Regions from separate parts of the Mus musculus genome. Here region 1 is linked to region 2. Evidence: chromatin loops called from intact Hi-C (ENCODE). Cell type or tissue: heart. All regions are shown on one strand. Each heading gives the region's core, and the rest is flanking DNA. Links, peaks and the distances in the headings are about the cores only.

What was found. Peaks named below come from ENCODE experiments on the same cell type or tissue, not always from the same donor. Only the 100,000 strongest peaks of a DNase experiment are listed, where the experiment ranks them.
Region 1: it touches region 2 in a loop (3-fold over the local background); 8 of 42 quality-filtered maps call a loop at or near these places.

What each region holds. Positions count from the first base shown.
Region 1 is chr13:81,638,005-81,645,979 of GRCm38, forward strand. No RefSeq gene overlaps it. Among named protein-coding and RNA genes, the nearest start is that of Adgrv1, 8.8 kb to the left of the region's middle. In heart, for the core only: a CTCF peak has its summit at 3,959 (motif pointing left); no DNase peak of the experiment used is centred there; H3K4me3 peaks cover 219 bases; H3K27ac peaks cover 458 bases.
Region 2 is chr13:80,858,671-80,866,645 of GRCm38, forward strand. No RefSeq gene overlaps it. Among named protein-coding and RNA genes, the nearest start is that of Arrdc3, 21 kb to the right of the region's middle. In heart, for the core only: a CTCF peak has its summit at 3,720 (motif pointing right); no DNase peak of the experiment used is centred there.

The DNA of each region.
Region 1 (7,975 bases), core at 1,889-6,888, 780 kb after region 2:
GTCGGAGATGGCGTTCTTGGAGTCTACTTTGGTATAGAGGAATTTTAATCCATCAATATGGCTGCTCTGGCAAGGGGGTTCATCCGAAGATATGATCCAGTTGGAAGACAGACACAGCACACACACCTTTAATCCCTCTGGCTGTGATTTGTTCCCCAAAGTACAAAGATAAGCCCTCGGTAAGCACCTTTGATCCCAAACAATGACATTTAATTGAAAGGCAGACAAAGTGATGAATTAGAGAAAGATTTGACAAAATGAATCAGAGATAGAACATGCCCAACTTGGGACAGATAGGAAAGAGAGGTTATTTAAGAGCAGAGAGAGAGGGGGGGGGAGGGAGAGGGAGGGAGAGGGAGAGAGAGAGAGAGAGAAAGAGAGAGAGAGAGAGAGAGAGAGAGAGAGAGAGAGAGAGAGAGAGAGAGATTGATTTCAGTTCGGAGCAGTTCAGTTTGGTGGAATTTAATTGAGCTTAGAACAGAGCAGAGGACTTTGGAACAGTTAGTTCGCTTCGTGGAGGTCAGAGGCAGTCTTTGCAAGCAGAACAACTCAGTCAGAAGCCAATTTGAGTCAGTTAGCTTGGAGAAGAGTTTGAGCCAGAACAGTTGAGTTGAACCAGCCAGTCAGAGCTCAGAAAGAGAAAATGTGAATTTATTCATCAATAAGTCTCAGATGCTAAAACATTCTAGGCCAAGATAAGTAGACGAAGGCTGAAAGCTGAAGTCTTTAAGGTCCTGGCTTGCAGAAGGTTAATATAGCTTGCCAGGACAAATTAAGGATTTAACATAGGGAATATACGTGCATATAGAAAAAACTCCGGACAAAAAATTCATCCTCACTGAATTAAAACTACTCAAGCAAAGGCTTTGTCTCAACATTTCTAAAATTATTATTATTATAGATTTAGTTCCCCAAAGTAAAAAGGGAAAAAGTTTGGTAGTACTACCACACATGTGACAAGTATTCTTAAAACATCACTAAGAATAGCACATTATAAGAGATCAGAGCACTGTAGGAAATAAACAAGTTTAAATTTGTTCATCAATTCACTTGATCCTGTACAGAAATTTCTTTCTTGCCTATTCCTATTACAAAAAAATATGCTTTTAGAAATGATCTTTTTAAATGTATTAAATTCTGTTGTTGATATTTGGGCTGTATACCACATTTGTTCTCAGCATTTTGATCTGTCTGTTACAAGGGATGTTTCTTTCACGATGGATGAGAACTATACTTACCTGTGGGTATAAGGACATATATTAAGGATATAGATAAACCATATGCAAGAAACAACACAGCTCCATAGCAAATGCCTTGGAATCTATCTCCTACACCAATCAGAGACTGATTACAAATTTTCTTTTATTTCACTACTTACCATGTGTAAGTTTTTATTATCATATTCACCAAAGAAGTAGTTGAACATAGTCCTATGCAAATTATTTTGAATCTATACTTTCCCAATCTAAGCACAGTAGTCCTCAAGAAGTTATTTTAGAAAGCATTTTCAGAAAATGCTGTTGGAGACTTTTAAAACCCCAGTATTTATTTCTTAGCTAGATGCAGATTTCAGGATAGTTTTTCTTATATTTAAAAAGGAAATTCCCTATGAATCAGACAGACATGTGTGTATGGAATCTTCAATCCCCAGAGGACAGATAGTTAAATCATTCTTCCAACCTGCCTCGCTTTAGGCTTGCTGGGTGGCATGTCCCAGAGCTCATCGCTTTGCTTCAATGGCAGGGGTAGGAAGCCCTCAGGCTCACTAACCCCATCGCATATCAACACATCGCCATGGTAGCCTTTGTCTCCCTGTCACAGTCCCTCTGCAATGACTCAGCCATTCATTCTCCTGAATCAATATTGAAACTCTTGACATCTGTTACTTGAGGTGTGTGTATGGGATGTAGGAGGGGAGACTACCAAATCCTTTACTCCTAACATCAAGTTATAGTGAGGCCATGGTTATGGTTTCTGCTTCTGTTTCTCTTTGAGGAAAGACTATACTATAAAGTTTTCACTCTGCATAATTACCTTGAACTCAGTTTGGATTTCCATTCTTGGCAATATAATAACAACCAATTACAGTTTCCAAAAACCTTATATGTGCTGCAGGAAATTTAAAAAGTGCTGAATTTAAATAGTTAATCACCTTGGCAGTAGCTTGTATAGGAATATGGAGATGGGGTGGAACTATAACTATTTTGAAAAGTAATAAAATCTCTAAATCTTTGGTGTATAAATATTAAAATTCCATTTTATATACATAGTCCATCTTGAAATATAAGTAGCAAGAGCCAGAATAAGCATGTTAAATAGTATTTCCATCAGGCATCACCGTTCAACAAATATCAAATTATAAAATGGACCCTCCTGTTTTAAAATACAATTTTTTTTTGTTTTGTTTTTTTGAGACAGGGTTTCTCTGTATAGCCCTGGCTGTCCTGGAACTCACTTTTGTAGACCAGGCTGGCCTCAAACTCAGAAATCTGCCTGCCTCTGCTTCCCAAGTGCTGGGATTAAAGGCATGAGCCACCACCACCCTGCTCAATTTTCTTTAAAAAATATTTATAATCATGTGTTTCTGATATGATGAATCACAAAATGAGTCTAGTTTTCAATCAAGCACTTACTGAGTACTTTTCTCTTTGGACTAAATTCAGAGCAGAAAGCATCCCTACTGTGTGAAGAGGTGACTGTGAGTTAAGAATAAGTGCACACCTGCCTCATGAGACCCTCAAGAGCCTTTGCTTTTGTTTCCTATGTAGAGAGCCGGGCTACAGTAAAGGAGGACACACCTCACTTCATTCTTTCTCAGTTGCATTTCCTTCCAGAACGAGCCAGCTCACAGGGCAAGTTCAAGCTCAGGCCCATCTGATCTGCACAGGGCACTGCTGTAATTAAACTGTCCTCAGCATGCTACACCAGATAACCCAATAAAATCATCAGTGCCGGGTACCACAAAGCTCTCCCAGAACCCCTGCTCTCTTCCAAGGATTTCTCCAATCTGAGGTAATGTTTATTTTACCAGTGACTCAAAGCAAACAAAGCCCCTGGAAACAAGGATCCCACTGTCTATTCACATCCGGGTGGGAAAACCAAACCCCCAAACAAGGAAGGTTTGGCTGATGGTATGTGGGCATCATGCAGCGCTTCGCAAAGTTTGTGTTTTACGTGTGGGTGCCTAGTTCTTGTAACACAGAGATGAGTTTTGGGGTGTTCCACTGTTCAATTCGTATTGAAACACATGCAAAGCACCACTCAGCAAGCTCTGCTATGCTGTCTGCAGATGGTAGGAGTCAGATAGTATCAGGAAACAGACACTAGATTTACCTTATTTTTTTCTTAAAAAAAAAAAAAAAAAAAAAAAAAAAAAAGCTTAACGGTCTGAGAAAATAAAAAGATGATTAATGCTGTGCTGAAAGACGACTGTGCAGACAAGGACACAGCCTGGGCTGGCCCTCGGCAGTCCCTGGGAGTCCCAAACAAACCGGAACTCCCCCATGCTCATGGCTATTCTCTTTTTCCCTCCACTTTATACTTTGTTCTTCCAAAGTGAGAAAGAGAATTGTGAGTATTCTCTATAAGAAGTGCTGAAGTAGCTAACTTCTGATGATTATAAAATCACTGGTGGCCACTAGTTCAAAAGAAAATCTTTCCCAAATAAAACCAATTATGAGCAGACTTCAACTGTGTCCCTTCATCCACTGCCAAATGCAGTATCAATAGGATGGAATGTGAAGGCTGCCGCTTTGAGGGATCTGAAAGGCACTGAAAGTATTCATCTTTTTGTGGTGGCTCTGCCCCCATGCAGAACAGAAGAAAAGAAAGGGGAATTATACAGCATCAAGTTGAATTGTGCAAGTGGAGAGCAGGAGAGGAAAATTATAACCAGATGCGTGTGTGGATGGTTTATTTTCCTATTTTCCAGTGAGCTCAACAAGACAACCCGCGCCCTCTACTGGCAGTGTGAGGTAACTGAAAACTGTGGGAAAAATAATAAAATTGAAAAGTATTACAGTAAAGAGATACTACTATAATAATGACATTAAAACAACATTAGGCCGAGTCTTGAAACATATTTTACTGTGATAAATATTCACAAAAATGTCAAAAATTGCCAAATAGTAACAATTCCATGTGGGTCAAATTACTACGTCCCTTTTTTACTGAAAGAAGTGATGGTCTGTTCTGTTCTTTGTCATTGTCACTCAGTAGGAAAAAATATGCTTGGTAAATTATCTTATTTACCTTATTTTATTTAAATGTCAAAAGCACATGAATTAGTTAATATCTCTGCATTCTACTGGGTAAGGAAAATTTACTCAGATGCCGAGCTCTTGCCTTGGCCATGATAAGCTTTCCACACTGAAATGTTTACATTTATAATCTTTACATCACATAAGCCTTTCTATACATAAAACGATGATAGAAGAATACTGCGTGTGCAAAGAAGATGAAAAGTGTGCTGGCTTCTCAAAATGGCAATGCCAATGGAGCCCCAGGCTTCTTGTCTTTAATAGTTTGGAGCCCCAAGGCAGATATTGTGGGCACCGTGTGAGAAGCAGGATCAAAGAGCGAGATTAGAGGCTGCTGGAGCTGAACTGGATGAAGTGACTCTAGGAAGAGCCTGGGTGCATCTGATCTCCAAACTCTAATCAGAAACGTCTAGTGTCCTCTGAGACCAGGGAAAGCCCAGTGCTGCAAATAGAACGTAAAATCAGTTAGAAGCTGACTGAAAGTAGAGACTGTGGAAGGGAGAGAAGAATGCTGGAATGGGAAGATGGGCTAAGTCTACCGATCTGGCAGAGAAAAATAAATGTGACACTGTTTCCTGTACAACCAAGTTTAAAGACAGTGGCTTGAGCAGAGTAAAAGGTGGACACGCATTATCTCTGTTCCAGAGCTCAGCAGCCCCAAGCAGTGCTGATATCCAAATAGCTGTGCATACACAGATAGCTACAGTTGTGCCATATTACAAGGGGGGAGGAGGATTGGGGTAACAATATTGAAGAAATTCCAGGCTGTCCGTGGTAATCTACTCCACCCAATAACTAGAAGTGTTCAGTGTAACTCACACAAGAAAATACAACTAAATTAAAATTAAAATTAAAAGAAGCCACTTAGTACTGGATCCTCTCCCAGGAACAGAATGATCCCGGGACTCTTCCTAAATTGGAGTCAAGGATCAGAGGCATTGTGGAACGTTACAGAAGTTTCTTGCTCGCAGTCAAGTGTAAGTCTAACCTAAAGGAGACAACTCAAAACCTTAGTGGCCAGATTATTACATTAACTCAATTTTGATCTTTCTCACCAAATGATTTATGACATCACTGTCCTTTCCTGTGATAACATGAGCGTTTGGGAAGGTGCCCTCTTTCACATTCATCTCCTTTAAAATAAATTAAGATGTATTTGGGTGTATGAATCGTTTTGCGGAGTGTGTATGTATGTATGTATGTATGTATGTATGTATGTATGTATGTATGTATGTGTTGCACACGCATGCCTAGTGCCCAGAGGTCAGAAGAGGGCACTGGATCCCCTGGAACAGGCACTGTGATGTTTCAGAGCCACCATGTGACCACTGGGAACTGAAGCCAGCTCCTTTGCAAGAGCAGCAAATACATTCAACTGCCTACGCTCTGGCTTCAATCCCTGTAGACATCTTTTCTTTTCATTTTATTTTACTTTTCTTGTTTTGTTTTGTTTTTTAGTTGGTTGTTTGGGGGTTTTTGTTTGTTTGTTTTTTGTTTTTGTTTTGTTTTTGCTTTTGTTTTGAGACAATGTCTCTCTATGGAGCCTTGGCTATCCTGGAACTCACTATGTGGACCAGACTGGTCTTGAACTCACAGAGATCCATGCACTTGCCTCCACCTCCAGGATTCTGGGAATAAAGGTGTGCCTTCCACTCCCAGCCCTTTGCTTTCTTTTCCACATTCATTTTTCATTAAAACGTGATTCCATTTCTCAGACAGTAAAAAGCAAAGCTTAACCTCCTCTTTAATCTCCATCAGTTAATTCCTTGCCTGCTTGGACTTTTTCCAGATTGTAAGCCTGAAAGAGGGCAGAGACCGGGTAATTCTTTCTCATACTCCACTTCTTCCTCTATCTCTTACATTCTTTCCATCTCCTCTCCACAGCAGCCCCAGGCTTTGGAGGGAGACGTCCCATCTATGACTGAGCGTTCAGTGGTCACTTACTTTCCGCACTGGACCAGCTTGCGTCTCTGCACTCACCACTGCACACCGGAAACTTCCCAGAGCAAATGTGAGATGATGCAAGGCTATACACTGTGAAAGACCCTCCTCCAGCAGTGATGTACTTCCTCCTGCCAGCCCATGTGTCCACAACCTTCCCAAACAGCGCCCCCCAACTGGGAACAAGTATTAAAAGACCTGAGCCTAAGGAAGACTGGTTTTCTTTTGTTCAACCCTTACGTTGTTCTTCCTGTCATGTCTTCTGTGATAGCCCCTCGGCGTACTTAGTTATTAGTCACTAATGTGATCGGGAGTACTTTTTCCTGATTCTGCCTTTTTTTGTTTGTTTGTTTGTTTTGTTTTGTTTTGTTTTGTTTTTTGTTTTTCGAGACAGAGACAGAGTTTCTCTGTATAGCCTTGGCTGTCCTGGAGCTCACTTTGTAGACCAGGCTGGCCTCGAACTCAGAAATCTGCCTGCCTCTGCCTCCCGAGTGCTGGGATTAAAGGCGTGCGCCACCACGCCCAGCTTCCTGATTATGCTTTATGATGCAACATTTATACTCACAACTGACTAATATTACCAGAAAGCCTTCTGAACCCAACGACCTCCATAGTACCTTGGCTTGCTTAGCACTCAGGGGGCACTTTACAGCACAGCTCAGTAGGTAGCTGTCAATGCTCCTCCTTAAGATGCCATTGCGTTCCTAAAACCCAAAGATGTAAGTAACATCTATCTATCAATATGAATAATCATAAAACTTACAGTTTAGGGCATTTACAAATACATATTTATTAAGTAAAATACCCAGTTCACGTAAGGAGAAATAATGTATTTTTAGAAAAATGCATTACTGAGAAAAAAATCTTTAGTGAAATCAGTGGTATCATTTGCCATTTTAAAAAGGTCTTAAATATCTGTGTAATAGAGAATACCTATGAACTGTGTTATGGAGAATACCTATGATCTGTGTTATAGAGAATACCTATGTTTATGTTTTATTGTACTAACATACATACCACCCAAAAGTCACCATTTTAAAATGTGCAGATTTAGTGATATGGACCATGTTCACAATACTGCCCAGTCATCACTGGTTTCTAGTTCAAAACATTGCCACCATCCCAACATGGCAACCGATTTCTAGTCCTCCTTCTCTCTAGCCCTTGACAACAGCTCACTGTTTTGTCTCTCAAAATTTAATTGCCAATGCTAAGACGATGTCATGGGGGAAAAAAAAACCAGTTAAAAGGATTTCAGAGCCAGCACAAGAGTGGAGGGTTACAAAAGCTGTCTTCTGGGACTGACATGGCAGTTATAGTCATGATCTCTCAGCACTTGTGAGTACATGCACAAGATGTGTAGAAGACTGGGCTGGTCACCATTCACTTATTCAATTGGGAGTCAGCAGAGGAGAGGCTCATGAGATCTCACCTCCCTCAGAATCTACAGGTAGTTAGCTGTTGGCTGCTAAGTGACAGACATTTCTTTCAGTGAGATAGCCAATGATAAGACGCCTATGATTGTCCTGTAAACAACTCATTACCTGTGTTCCTGTACACAACACTAATTAAACTCAATATCACACACACACACACACACACACACACACACACACTGTAAAAGCAGAAGGATGACTGAGAAAAGGAGGGGAATCAGCAGGAGTGACAGGGACGAGAAAGAGTAATGGAGAATAAATATAATCAAAATAGATTATGTGCACATGTGAGAACATCATGGTGAAATCCATCTTCATGTATAATTAATCAATGCAAAT
Region 2 (7,975 bases), core at 1,168-6,167:
CCTACCCTTACTCCCCTTACTCTACTCTACTCTCTCCTCTCCTCTCTCCACTCACTCGTTTCCCCTCTCTCTTTCTTTCTCTCTAGTCTTTCTTCTCTCTCTCTTTCTCTTTCCCCCTTCTCTCCTCCTGGCCTTGGCCGGTCTCTCTCTCTCTCTCTCTCTCTCTCTCTCTCTCTCTCTCTCTCTCTCTCTCTCTTCTCTCTTTCCCACTGGCTTTCTATAATAAAGCTCTAAAACCATAGACTGTCTCTGTTCATCAAGACCAGCTGCACAGACTCTTGCCTGTGTGGGAACCTCTCTCCCATAACCCCGGGGCTACAGGGTATCACCCCAGGACCCCTTGGTTTCAGGGGCTGCCCCTTGTCCACCCCCTGCCGAGTGGGGTCAGTGGCTTAGATGCTCACCAGGGGCCAAGTGGAAAGCATCTGCCTACCCAGAGCATAGGAGGAACTCTGGCCGGTCATGGGCTATCCTTCCTTCCCACTTTTTCCCCCACCCCCTTTAGTTCCCACAGTAAAGTTGTGGCAAGATCCCACCTAGCTAACTTTAGGTCCAGGTACAATAGTGCAAGCCTTTAATCCCAGGAGGCAAAGGTGGTAACTTGTGGGGCAATGGGCTATACACAGACATGGCGCACACCTTTAATCCCAGCACTTGGGAGGCAGAGGCAGGTGGATTTCTGAGTTTGAGGCCTGCCTGGTCTACAGAGTGAGTTGCAGGACAGCCAGGGCTATACAGAGAAACCCTTTCTTGGGGGGGGAAGAAGAAGAAGAAGAAGAAGAAGAAGAAGAAGAAGAAGAAGAAGAAGAAGAAGAAGAAGAAGAAGAAGAAGAAGAAGAAGAAGAAGAAGAAGAAGAAGAGAGGAGGGGGAGATCAGCCTCATTGAGGTAAATCTTCTGGAAGTGTTTGCTGAAAGCACAAAGAAGCTGTGTTCCAGATATAGCCAAGGTTTTACCCCCAGCAGCAACTGTACTTGGTAATGTATAAGAGTCACCCAGATAGTATCAGTTTAAAGGCATGAAGGGGTCATGAAGAGCAGTTGAGGCTTGGCACTGTGAGAGGCCAGGGAAGGCCAATGGTGAAGGAGCAGCTTCAGTTGCAGTGATAGTCCAGGACTGAAGGGGTCATGCAAAGGATTTGAGGCTTGGCACCATGAAGAGAGCCTTTGAGAGGCTATTGGTGAAGCCTAATTGCAGTGGAAGACCCCAGTATACTGAATATGCCAATACCATGAAATGATCACCAAGAACTACAGCAGCAATAGAGTGGATCAACCTGAGCTTAGAGTGCTACAGAGGGCAGAGCTGGAGAAGTGACACCAGCCAACCCTTTGAAGGAGCCCAGATCATCTGTGGATCCCAGACACTAGAACAAGAAGCTGTAACACTGAAGCTGCCTTGGAGACATCAAGATGTTTGAGATACCAGAGCCATGGGCTATCTGCTGAAGAAAGCTGCTAACAGTGAGTGGAACCAGCCCAGGAGAAAGAAGTTTGTTGCTGTCAAGAAAGATGAAAAAAGGAGTTGAAGATCTGAAGACTGCTTTGACATCATCCATGGAGATGCAGAGTTTGGAGTTTGCCCAGCTGGTTTCCTGTCTTGCTTTGGGGGTTACAGTTAAGTGATTGGATGAATCTCAGAAGACATTTTAAACTTTGGACTTTTAGCATTGTTGAGACTGCTAAAGACTATGGGGACTTTTGAAGTTGGGCTAAATATATTTTGCATTATGCTATGTTTAGGTAAGTACACCATAGACTCATATGTTTGAGCAAGCTTATGGGAGCCATGGAGTGGAATGTGATAGTTTTATATGCTTGGTTCAGGGAGTGGCACTATTAGAAGGTGTGGCCCTGTTTGGGTCGGTGTGGCCTTATTGGAGTAGGTGTGTCACTGTGGATGTGGGCTTTAAGACCCTTATCCTAGTTCCCTGTAAGCCAGTTTTCTGCTAGCAGCCTTAAGATGAAGATATAGAAATCTCAGCTCCTTCTGCACCATGCCTGCCTAGATGCTGCCATGCTCCCATCTTGATAATAATGGACTGAAACTCTGAATATGTAAACCAGCACCAATTAAATGTTGTCCTTTATAAGACTTGCCTTGGTCATGATATCTGTTCACAGCAGTAAAAAAAAAAAAAATCTAAGACAGGCTACAATAGTTGAAACTCTGTTTTAATTTATGAAATTATTTACCAAACATTTTAAAAAATCACAAGAGAAAAAAGATTCAATTTTAAGCATATGTATAAGATGATAGATAACATTCAATAACTAGTCTAACACACACACAAAATGACCTTGGTGTTTTGAAAAATAGTTTGTTCCCGCATTAATCTACTGTTTGCTGGAGTTATATGAGCAATGGCATGTGCATCTACAAATCCAAATAAACCAATTACCCCAGACTTCCTTAACAACATATTAATTTCATCTTAAAAATCTGTTCTTGTGGATGCCCTGTCTTTCTATTAGAGGTGGACTCTACAAGTCCCTAATGTGCTAACCTTGCCATTTTAACTTCCCTAGTTGCACTTCTGACTAACTGTTCTTGTTTAGTGAAGAATGTCAACCCATAGCACAGTGTTTGTGCTTAAAAACCCACCTGAGAAATTCTTGCTACTACATTGGGATCCCAAACACCCAGTGTAGTTGCAAGCTGACTAATAAACACTTTCTATTGACTATAAATAAATAAATAAATAAATAAATAAATAAATAAATAAACAAACAAACAAACAATTAGGATGATGAGGGAATTAAAGAGAGGGTAATGTGGTGAATAACTTCTTAATACATTATATAACATGTATGAAATTGTCATAAAAATAAAATTTAAACTTTCAAAACAAAACCTTTAGATGTAGAGCAATCAGAAAGAGTTTAATTTAGGAGTCTTGGCTTCTGGTAACTGCATCATGCCAAAAACAAAAGACCTACCTATTCTAGCTAATACCTATATAACAACTCATGCTACAGCAAACCTTGAGCCACAGCTACAGTTCTAATACCCTCCGTGTTTTTTTTTCCTAAAATGTTAGTGTTAATGTCTTCAATGTCTCAGCATTTCTTCGGTTCCTGAGCTGGGACAGGAGTGCACAGTTTGGAGGGTTGTTGTGGAAGCTGATAGAGCAGCTGCTGAAAGTACGGAATTTTGGTCTGGGTACAAGATGTCCACCCACTTTATCCCATGGTGCATTTAATTTAACTGACAAAATCGTCTCTGGTGATGCTACAGTATACACGTAGGACCAGGTTGCTAGCACTCTGTGATCTTGGCTCCGAGGAGGGCAGAGCAGAGCATTGAGAGATCCAGGCCAACCTGAGCTAGAATGCGAAGATTCTATTAGCTTAACTGATTAGTTAAATGTTCACATATGTACATAAATCCCCTCACTCAGCCTCATAAATGTTCCTTATTTAACAAACAAGTGTCTCTTTTATTAAGAAGTACTCTTCTATATTAAAGACAAAGGTGTCGCTTTTGTGTGTTCCATTCTCAAGAATGAAAAACAAATATTGAATCTGTCATGTAACTATATTTTCCTTAATAACTATGTTTTGGGATTTGTAAAAGTTCCTGAGAGTGATATTTTGATAGTTTCAGTTGTTTACTTAATGATGTTCATTAGAACTTATGACTAAGAAGTAATATTTCCATTGTTAAATCAAAGGGGGGAAAAAAACAATAAGCCTCCAAAGGAAAACTTGATGTGGAGCCAGCAGATGGCGCCATGTCCTCAGAAATGCTTAGGCAGGCGCCATAGCACAGTCCAGAAGGGCCAGATGTAGTTTGAATCATTTGTTTGCTTGGTTTTTTTTGTTTGTTTGTTTGTTTTGTCTTGTTTAATGGATGCGAGTGCTTTGCCTGAACGTATGTACCACAGACATGCCTGGTGCCTGCGGAAGTCAGAAGAGGGTGTCAGATCTAGAACTGGAGTTTCAGACTTTGACTTTCAGAGTTTCAGGTTTTGACTTTGAATTTACCTGTACAGTGAATCATGAGAAATAATTTCCTGTGTGCTAAGACTTCTTTATGGATTCTCAGCCAGATTCTTGGTTGCTGTTTCTGTTTTAATAAATCCTATTGAGAGTCTACCTCTCAGCAAACAGACCCATAAGCTTAATGAAGTACCTGTTCAATAAATATTAAGCTGTAAATTTTAAAAGGGTGGAGAGTAAATAAAATGTCTTACAGATGGGAAATTTTTATTTCAAATTCAATAGAACAGTATAAAAACTGAGATAATCAAGGGTTGCCATAAAAAAGAAGTATTTTAGCTCTATCTATGAGACATGAAAATGTTCTTTTCACAGTATCCTTTGGGTACTTCCACTGACTGGATTAGGAGCTGTGCATTGTAAATACACTTGTAAAACATGTTCTACATGGTTGTTTTGGAGACACTCTGAAACTGTGAGTTTTCCTACTTTATCTCAATGAGATGATTTTAGTTTCTTCCTTAATTTTAAAGATAAAAAATAGAATATATTGAAGCAAGAGTAATTGACATTTTCAATCAATTAAAGTAGAAACCATGGAAAAATAAAATTAGAAGACCAACAAGGTAGCTTGACAGGTGAAAAGTCTGCAGTGCACTCCTGGTAGGATGGGAGGAGAGCAGCAATTCTACAGCGTTGTCTTCCTCCAGCCTCTACACTCCCACCGTCCCATCATAGGCAAGCACACACTCACTCAAACACTCACATACACTTACATACACAGGCATGCATGCACTCGAGCACACACACATGTGTTTACACACATGCACACATGATTTTTCTTAAAAGCAAGAGTTACTAAAGAACAAGTCAGACAAGGTGAAGACAGACAATAGGAATGACTGGGCAGGGGGTAGGGGAAATCAAGATGGCCGAGTATGACCACACTAGACAAGTGACCAGACCACTAAGTTTTTTTAAGGTTTTAAGAGAGAAAGAGAGAGAATGTATCCCGGGGAGAGCTTGGAAGACTGGGGGATGGGAAGAACATGGGTTTCATGGATGCCAACTCCCACTTCTACCAAGAAAGGTCTTTTAAGGTAAGTTCTACTGTCAATTCCCACCATCCCTTCTTAATCACAAGAAGCAGGGATACAAGCCTCAAAATTAAAACATGACTATATAGCCATATTTTGGCCACTGCACTGTGGACCAGTAAAAACTGTGACAAGCCAACCTTTGTGCATAATGACCCGAAAATGCAAAGTTCAACTTTGATTAATGACAGAGACAAAGAGTCCTCAAAGTGAGGCTGAGAAATTTCATCTGGTCACTACTGTACATCCTTAAACACTTGAAGAGAGCTGCTTAGAACGTGGGGGTGGGTAAGAAGGAAAAGTTAGAAAAGAATTTTGAACATGACTCTACAGTGACCAGAAAGTTCGGGCCCTGGGCTAAGATACACAAGAACAATCAAGCAGACTGATCACACTAATAGGGCCAGGAGGGAGCGTTAAAGTAGGTTTTCTCTTTTTTACTACAGCTGTCTTTCTCTCTTTTTTTCTTTTAATGATTTGTATAGAAATTGATGTTCTTAAATGTCTGACACACCAAAATGTTTCACAGATGTTGAACATGCTGTATAAACAAACCCATCACTCAGCAATGAGAAAAACCATTTGAACATCTCACCCTGGCAGGGCTATCACCTAACCCTTCATCTGGAAGACATAAGCCCTTGGTGGTATAGCGAGTAAGTCTTGCTTATGCAACTGTGGTCACACTGAGGTTTTTATGCGTTATGACTCAGTTGGCCACACAGGAAAGCAATTCTACTTAAGCAATAAATGAGTGGCTATGTGGACTCTGGGAAAAAGCATTACTAGTATTACAGAACAAAAGTTATTGTCACCAGGAACAATTTTATCCTCAAATAGCTTTAACCTAAATAACTTAGTAATTTTCTTTGACGTAATATAGTACTTTGTTTTTCCGGGAGGGGTTGGATAAAGGATTCTTGCACTAAATTACCTTGCAAAATACATCTCTTTTTCCCTTTTTCTTTTCATGTGAAGGTGTATATATGTCTGCTCGCGGGCATGTAGATACACATGTGTATGTGAGTGGTGCTCATAGGCATGTAGATACACATGTATATGTGAGTGGTGCTCATAGGCATGTAGATACACATGTGTATGTGAGTGGTGCTCATAGGCATGTAGATACACATGTGTATGTGAGTGATGCTCACAGGCATGTAGATACACATCTGTATGTTAGTGATCATGCTCATGTGCACACCTGTATAAAGATGCCCAGAGTTGATGTCTGCCAGGGCTCTTCTTTGAGGATTCTTCCATGTTATTATTTGAGACAAGGTCTTTCAATCAAATCCAAAGCGAGTCTCACTACTCAGTTCAATCCCGAGATCTCCTGTCTCTGCCTTCCAAGGTTGAAATTACAGAACACAACCAGCCATACCTACCTGACACTCCTGAGCTATCTCCCCAGGCCAAATCCACCAGGATGTTTTTGTTTTTGTTTTTGTTTTTGTTTTTGTTTTTTGTTTTTGTTTTTGTATATGGGGTACTTCAGGGCTGTGAATAGACAGGCCTCATAGCCTATTCAGATCACTAAAGACACAGCAGGTAATCAAACTCACCAGTCTGATCGCCCCTGCTGTGGAAAATGCCATTAGCAAACACTTTTAAGCAACAGCGTCAGTGAATTATGCCCCAGCTGTCCAACATTGCCGCAGATAGAGATTTGTTAGTTTCATTTCTTTTAATATTTTATTTTATTTTATTTTATTTTATGTGCACTGGTGGCTTGCATATATGTTGGTGTATGGCTGTTAGATCCCTGAAACTGGACTTAGACAGTTGTGAGCTGCCAGGTGGGTACTAGAACTTGAATCATGGTCCTCTGGAAAAGCAAGTAGGTTCTTAAGTGTTGACCCATCTCTCTCCAACCCCAATCTTTTGCTTTCTTGAGGGTTTTCCTGTATAAGCCAGGCTGGCCTGAGATGGCTGAGCCTCCTGCCTCAGCCTCCTTAGAGCTGAGAATACATGTGTTTCCCTGCTATGCTACTCTTTCATAAACCACTTAAGTGTATGAAACTATAAGGAGAATGATACTAGAGATACCTCACCTCCAGCACAAGCTTACAGCATAAGGCATAGGCTGGGCTCATTGTGCTTCTCCTTCTACAAACTGATCCCAGCCATTTCCCTGCCATGCCAGAGACAAGCACTACCTCACTTTGGTGATCACCACTTCCTTGTAAGTTGTTGTATCTTTACAACACATGCAAGTGCCCATAAACTATATGTAATATTGTTTGCCCTGTTTAAAATTTACATGCCTATAATATTTTGGTTGTGAGCCTAGCCTTTAACGGCTGAGCCATCTCTCCAGCCCAACATGCCTATAATATTATACTACCCATATTTTTGCCCATGTTTCTAGTCTTAGTCAACGTAATATTAGCCATAGGGTTGTTCTGAGCTATGTATTTTATACTACACTTGTATTTTATACTATATATTAGTCTATGGTTTTATAGTTACATATTTTTCTGTATTTGCACTCTGAGAGTGCTGTGGTCAACTTCTTATGACACCATTGCTAACTTCCATATTGGCACTTGAAACAATCTCTCACCAACAGTGCAAATTTTTCTTCCGTCTTTCACCAGCACTTTGGTTAAATTAAGCAATTTTATGTTCTATTAGTTGTATACAATGGTGGTACCAAGAAGTTTTCTTTTCTCTTTTGCTCATGGAAGTGAAGTTGTATTTTAACAGATACGCCATCTCTCTTCCATAACAAGCCCATGTATGTATATCCTTGCCTGTCCCTCTATTGAGTTGCTAATTTCTAATTAGCATCTAATTTTTAAGATATCTCTTTGTGTTATAATTTAGGCTTTTCCTAATCTCTGTCCCCAAATAAGTGGAGAAAGGGGGAGGGAAGAGGAGAGGAGAGGAGAGGAGAGGAGAGGAGAGGGGAGGGGAGGGGAGAGGAGAGGAGAGG